2 separate regions of the Homo sapiens genome follow, and region 1 is linked to region 2. A link is a contact called in ENCODE Hi-C data. All regions are on one chromosome and are shown on one strand. Each heading gives the region's core, a stretch centred on a gene start or an enhancer-like site at or near the end of the contact. The rest is flanking DNA. Distances are from core to core; before and after follow the strand shown. Region 1 holds the start of COQ2 (coenzyme Q2, polyprenyltransferase). Region 2 holds the start of TMEM150C (transmembrane protein 150C).

Region 1 (3,494 bases), core at 364-2,863, 720 kb before region 2:
TCCAATCTAACAACTAGGAGTGTTACTAAATTGCCTGCTGGCCTTTATTCTTTGCAGGCAGGAGAAAGGCTAGGTACCCCCTGCCTCATTGCACCAAAGTGGCCAGGCATCCAACTTGCTGTACTTGAGCCATGCAAGAAGTCACAGAATCATTGTACATGTTTTACAGAAAGGAGCCTAAAGACTAAGTCAACTTCCTAGAATATTAAAATCCAGATGAGTGACTTGCCTAGGGTTACTCAGTGAGAGGTTAAATGAGTTGATACATGTAAAGTGCCTGGCACACAGCGATATACAGAGTTGCTTATGAATAAGAGTACTGACCATCTGAGGCAGGAGGATCTCTTTAGCCCAGCTGTTCAAGACCAACCTGGGCAATATAGTGAGACCTCCTCTCTATGAAAAATTAAAAATTAGCCAGCCACGGTGGCTCGTGTCTGTGGTCCCAGATATTTAGAATGCTGAGATGGGAGGATCGATTGAGCCCAAGAGGTGGAGGCTGCAGTGAGCCATGATCCCTCCACTGGTCTCCAGCCTGGATGACAGAGCAAGACTCTGCTGACCAGACTTTTCAGCTTCAGGTTCTTAGCATCACACATGCTGGTTGTCTACTGATTACAAAAACTCCTTTGAAGGGCTGTCAAATTTAAAATTTTCACTTGTGTAATGAACATCCCTTAACCCTGAATGCGATTTTAATTTACAGTCTTGTATGTGGCCACTTGGTGCCCTTTTTTTTTTTTATGGCTAAACGTGTACGCAAATTCTTCTTTTGGATTCAGTAGGTTTTTCAAAGCTTTTTTTTTTTTTTCCTGGTACAACTGTTCCATATGAATAAACACTATCCTTTTCATTTTATGGAGAAAGCTGATAATAGGGTTAAATTATAGGGGGCCATTGTTTTGAACTAAGTTCCTGCACTAGGTCCCAACAGATCAGACTAAGAATCAAGAGTCACCCATGCTAAAGTTCCAAGTCACCAAACTAAAACTAAGTTGTATCTGACATTCTGAGAAGTCAGGAAAGAGAGACAACAGCCAATTTTCCAACCAGGCCATTTCAAAATGCAATCGTCATGACAATTAAGTTTCCTGTTTTAGTCCTTAACCTGGTGTAACCTAATGTTAACCAATCCGTTATTTCTCTGTTGTTGTTTCCCTGTCCCCGCCTCGCAATGAAAGTAATTTGAAGTGACCAATCCGCTTTTTGTTCTCTGCTTCTGCTTTCTTCAGCCCTTTTTCTGTCTATAAAGCCAACTTCCTCCGCTCGACTCTTTGGAACACTTATTCTATTTTACAGAATAAGGTGTTGCCCGATTCTATTTTTTGTTTGTTTCCTCAGAGACCCCGTTCTGAGTGTTGCCCGATAATGGAACCACAAAGTCAATCAAGATCGAGTTGTAAAAAATTACAACTAAATTTATTGTAATTTTTTTGCCTTTTGCCAATAGAAATCCCTTTTTCATTAAGTATTCCTCCCTAGAGTAAGCGACCACGATGACCCCAATTTCACAAGTAAGGATGAGGAAAGGTTCTGCCCACACCGCCGCCCAGCCTGGCAGACTAGGATTGCATCCTGCGGGTGCCACTGCGCATGCCTGCCGGGGAATGACGTCAATCCGAGCTCGTCCCGGCCTCACCAGCGCCATGCTGGGCTCGCGAGCCGCGGGGTTCGCGCGGGGCCTGCGGGCTGTGGCACTGGCGTGGCTGCCGGGCTGGCGGGGCCGCTCCTTCGCCCTGGCGCGTGCGGCAGGCGCGCCCCACGGTGGTGACTTGCAGCCCCCCGCCTGTCCCGAGCCGCGCGGGCGCCAGCTCAGTTTGTCCGCGGCGGCGGTGGTGGACTCTGCGCCCCGCCCCCTGCAGCCGTACTTGCGCCTCATGCGGTTGGACAAGCCCATTGGTGAGTGCGGGCGGGCGGGCAGCCCGGGAATTTGCAAGTAGCAGCCTCCGAGTCGGCTCCGCGGAGCTGTCCGCGGCGGCCGGCCGGGGCGTGATGGAAATGAGAACCTGAAAGCTTGGGCTTGGCTGCCGGGTGCCGTGCGCCCTGGGGCGAATCACCTCGGGACACTTTGAAATGAGAGCCTGAAAGCTTGAGCTTGGCTGCCGGCTGCCGTGCGCCCTGGGGCGAGTCACCTCAGGACACGCAGTCGGGACAGTCTCCTAAAGGACCCGCCAGTTTCACGTCTGTCTGCATCCTGAGCACCTGAAGCGGGCAAGATAATTCTCATTCCACAAACACTTGTTTAAATGGTGACTCAAGCGGAAGGTTCCGTTCTCGTGGCCCTCCTTCATTTATTAGAATGTTTGATCCTCCCCGCAATCTTGTAAGGCCCACAAAGACAATCCTTAAGACAGTTAAGACGCTGAGGAAACTAAGGCTCCTCGTCAGAGCCAGACCAGAAGAACTCTGTGTTTTGATGCTGAGTCGGAGCTCTTTTACCTGCATCACCCATAAGGCAAAGATTTAATTCATTTGAACGCAGCAGGGACAGCGCTTACGGACTGCCTGTCAGCTTACAATCGCCCCCGACAGAAAGATTTTCCTGACCTTCCTATCTTAATTAACACCTACCAACCTCACTTTCTATCGCTTTATCCGCAATTTTTCTTAATAGCACTCACCACTAACTAACCTTATGCGCTTGTTGATTGATTGGCTTCTCCAGTAGTGTTAAGTGAATTAATAAGTTCCTACTACGTTGTCCGGCCATAGAGATAGAAAAAGCTATGGAAACCCTTTGCTTTCAAGGAACTCTGGTCTAGTTGAAAAAGACTATTTGGTGAGCTAGGAAAATATGGATCAAATATGAGTGATACAAAAGCAAGTGCTACAGGAAAAAGAGAAATTACTGTGGATCCCTTGCTGGAAAGTTTCGAGAAGAAATTATACTCCAAAGGACAAGTTGATTTTGCAGAGGAGGGAAGAGATCTTAGTGCGGGAAGTACTTTTGCAAAGACCCAAGGGTGGAGTGTTAGAACACTAAGAATACGAGCCTGACCTGGAACACCAAGTGGGTGTGGAAAATGGGAAACGAGACTAGACAAGAACATATCTGAAGAAGCTGGATAGCGTGGAGGAAGAAGTGAAGGATGAACTCCAGCCAATCTAGATGATGACATTTGCCATTGCAGTGTATGGAGATGTAGTCAAAGGCCTAGGTACATTTACTCCACTTTTGCCCGTACAAGACCCGAATTAGGCCTTGCTTTTGGTATTCTAGATTTATGCACGACCTATTTGGGATTAGAGCACTAAGTTATAACAATCAGCTATCAAAGCATAAAAGCCTACTGAATGATAGGTACAGCCCTGCCATCATTGGGAAGCTGTGTATGACCCCCATGAGTTTTGGGGCCACATTCACGTTGAGAGGCATGCATTTCCAAGCCCAGTTCCAATCTGAAGCCTGGCTGTAATTCTGTTCTTGGAGTCTGTGGCATGGAGTGGCAGTGTAGCCTTATAGATGAACATCTGCCATTATTCCCATTTCCCCA
Region 2 (3,580 bases), core at 464-2,963:
AGAGGACTCTTTCCGTTATTGCAGAGAGAAATGAATGGCATGGGGACAGGGAGTAGAGAGAGGAGGGGTTCATGGATGGGCCTCAAGCAATCTTACCTTTGGGGGAGTCAGACCACTTTGAGGGTCTGATTAATGTGTAGTTACTCTCCTCAGAAAAGTACACATAAGCTAATTCCCACAAAATTGAGCATATACTTTCAAGGGAGTCTAGACTAAGATTCAGTTTTTGCTTTTGCTATTTTAATTGAATGGATAACAGTCCCACTCATTAAAATAAGGAAAACAAGAGAAGGCAAGATCCCTGGTCTCAGGAAGCTTACAGTCTAGTAGCCAGGAGAAAACAGTAACAAGAAATCAACATACAGAAAAAAAAAAAGAATCAATATACACATAGTAGACAATAATCACAAGAATTGTGGGGAAGGGAGAGTTCTGGAACCGAACGTTAATTGCAGAATTTGAATATGCTGAATTGGAGAAGATTCTTAGAAACACCTGGTTGGGCCGGGCGCGGTGGTTCACGCCTGTAATCCCAGCAGTTTGGGAGGCTGAGGCAGGCGGATCACTTGAGGCCAGGAGTTTTGAGACCAGCCTGGCCAACGTGGTGAAACCCCGCCTCTACTGAAAATACAAAAATTAATCGGGCATGGTGGCGGGCGCCTGTAATCCCAGCTACTCAGGAGGCTGAGGCGAGAGAATCGCTTGAACCCGAGAGGCAGAGGTTACAGTGAGCCGACATTGCGGCACTGCACTCCAGCCTGAGCGACAGAGCAAGACTCCGTCTCAAAAAAAAAAAAAAAAAGAAAGAAAAGAAAAGAAAAGAAAAAGAAAAAGAAAAAGAAAAAGAAAAAAAGGGAATGCCTGCTTGTGTAGAGACAGCAGTTTAAAGGAGACAGGTGTGCTACGGAAGCCCCCAAAAGAATAGAGGGCAGACTGACAAAGGCCGGTTGATAGAGAGCCACCTGTTGGAGGCCAGAGAGGTTGTGTTTGGAACCCAGGCTCATGATGAGCCTAAGATAAAAATGGCATTGATCCATGCTGCTGCTAGAGGTCACTGACATGGTGCCATGGGGTCCCATGGTAGGTTGGGGGTCCGGGATGGGGGAAGCTGTCAAAACGCTGATGAACACAGTTTATGACGGACTCAGACGAGACCCAGGGAGGAAAGCTGCAAGCTGGCGCTGGGAGGTCGGCCTTGGTGTCTGCTGTTCATTGCCAGGGTCCGAAGTTGGCTCTGTGTTTGTTCAATAGGATGGAAAAAAAAAAACCAAAAACCGCGGGACAGCGCTGAGTGGAGGAGAACTACATTCAGTCAATGGGCATGAAAATGAATTTTAGCTGCTTTGTGCAAAAACCCTAGGTGTGCGGACGAAAGAGAGCCAGGCAGAAGGTTACAACAGGTCAGGAATAAATAACCACCAGGCGGAGGATCCAAGATTCTGTCCTTCCTTTTGTTGGATGAGGAGCGCCAGGCAAACGCGTCCACAAAGGCTTCGGAAGGAAGCGGCTCGCCCGCCCACACCCGGCTCCTGCCCCGGGTGACTATTAGGGGCCCCGGGGGGGTGGCAGAAGCCCGAGACCCAGGGGATCAACTCTCCCCGAAGGCCTAGCAGCGGGGACCCCAGAATAAGTCGGGGGCGGGCCCCGGCGCGGCAGGAGGGGGCCGGGCGGGCGGGTGAGCAGATCCCACCCCTTCCTGAAGGAAGCGCCCTACCCGCCGCTACTGCTGCCGCCGCCGCCACCGCAGCAGGTCACAGCCCCTCGAGGCGACAGCGGCCCCGCCGCACCAGAGCAGGTAGGCGCGGCGCCCCCTCCCCTGCCTGGGCCCGTCGCGCAGCCAGGGGGCGTCCGGCCCGGCCCCGTGCGCAGCCCGCAGGCGGAGACCGGGGACGGCGGGGGCTGCAGCGCGGCTGGGGCGGCTGGGTCCGCCCGGCTGCGGGGCCCTGCTCGGCTGCGGCCCCCTCCCATAGCGTCCCGGGCGCGGGGCCGCCCGCCCGAGCCCTCCGCGGGCGCACGCTCCCCGGCAAGTCCAGGAGTCGGTGCCGGCTCTGCCCCGCGACCTGCGAACGCCCGAGCCGGCGCGCCTCGGTCCCCGCCGCCGCAGTGCCGCCAGCCAGCCCGCCCGCTGCGGCCCCGGCCCCGGCCCCGGCCCCGTCCTTTGACAGGTGTCCCCACCCGCCGCCCCATCATCTCGTTATCGGGTGGACTCGGGTGAGAAGCGACCCCAAGTTTGACCTCCCGGTCCCTGTGCCATTCTCCCTGCACTTTGCGGTTAGCCAGGTCAGGCTGGCTCGGGAAGCAGGGGATCTGGGAAGGAGGCACTAACTTGCTTTGCCCTGTGTACCGCCCTCCACTCTAAATGCACAGTCTTCCTTCCTTTCCTGGGCGCACACTTGGGAAGAAATGGGATTTTTGGTTTTTCGGCGGGAGGCCGTGGTAGGTGGGTTACCTAGGCTCTTTGGTAATCTGCTGCAATAAAAAAGTGATTAGCTTTGGGTTCTGGAGAGAGTCCTTGAGTGGTTTTCCCCTCCTTAAATGAATCAAATGGAGTATGAGAGGGTTTTCCCATTTTAAATTCATGCTCCTTTTTTCTCTACTCATTCCTTTCCTCCACCCCTACCCCCACAGCACTTTATGATGTCCCACACATTTCACTGATCTTTTTGGTCAGGTTTATTCCGGCCAGACCGCCTTTCACGGTTGGGCCAGGATTGTGACCGCATGTGGGAACATAGCTCAGGTAGAATGGAAGTCCATCTTCCCGAGTGAACCCACTCCGATGTCCTACATGCGAGGTCCTGTTGGGGAACCAGATATACCAATGCCATGTTGAAAAACAAAACCAAACAGTTATTGGATCTAAAACAATAACAAAGCCTAAATGGCAGGATCAGTTTCTGCATCTTTCTCTGCTTGAACCAAAGACATTTTAATAGTGCAGGGCTATAACTCCATTCTGGGCAGCAGTTCATCGAAAGGATAGTTGAGTGTGGATTTATAAACTCCATGGTAGCAGTCATTAAACTGACCTACTTAAAGTTTCCTATTTCAAGGAAAAATTGTTAGGCCCATATATGTGACCGATCAAAGAATTTTAGTCTCAGCTCTCATGTATCAAATCCCAAACTTTTTCTTGTATGTGTTCTAGAGACTCCATGTTTCCAGGATTAACTATAGCTGTCATCTATTAATGAGCTAGAAATGTGAGTTTAATCTTCAAGGCATAAGCGTAGGAATTTTAATGGTGTGTCCTTTATACATTATTTAATAAATGTTTTGCAAGTCCCCCAAGTTGGAAGCTCACAAACTGGACATGGTAAATAAAAGGGTAAAGAAGTTTTGCTAACAATAATGACTAGTTGATAGATGTTATGACATTCACAAATATATTAAAGTATTTGAAAAACACTTTAATGCATGTTTATTATAATCTGCCATTAGCTGAATGCAATCTGTTTGGATTATTTAAATTGGCATTTAAGTCTTCAGAGCAATTGCTTAATTCATGCATTTCTTACAAATACCTTTTCCATGTTGCTTTGTGGGGGGATAATTTGCTCTATGGAGTAATTTTTTTTTT

What was found. A loop is a pair of places that touch in the nucleus more often than their neighbours do.
Region 1: a loop to region 2 is called in a map of mammary epithelial cell, with 4 times the contacts of the local background. The contact joins the promoter of COQ2 here to the promoter of TMEM150C in region 2. A Hi-C loop is called at or near these places in 1 of 168 maps with a recorded cell type or tissue (mammary epithelial cell).

Annotation. Positions count from the first base shown.
Region 1 is chr4:83,282,917-83,286,410 of GRCh38, reverse strand. COQ2 (coenzyme Q2, polyprenyltransferase) reads left to right here and starts at 1,613. Exons shown (of 7, transcript NM_001358921.2): 1 at 1,613-1,899. The coding sequence starts at 1,647. RefSeq lists enhancers at 1,481-1,775, 1,971-2,210 and a silencer at 1,581-1,910.
Region 2 is chr4:82,560,121-82,563,700 of GRCh38, reverse strand. It overlaps TMEM150C (transmembrane protein 150C), which reads left to right and starts at 1,713. Exons shown (of 8, transcript NM_001080506.3): 1 at 1,713-1,795. RefSeq lists an enhancer at 1,488-1,987.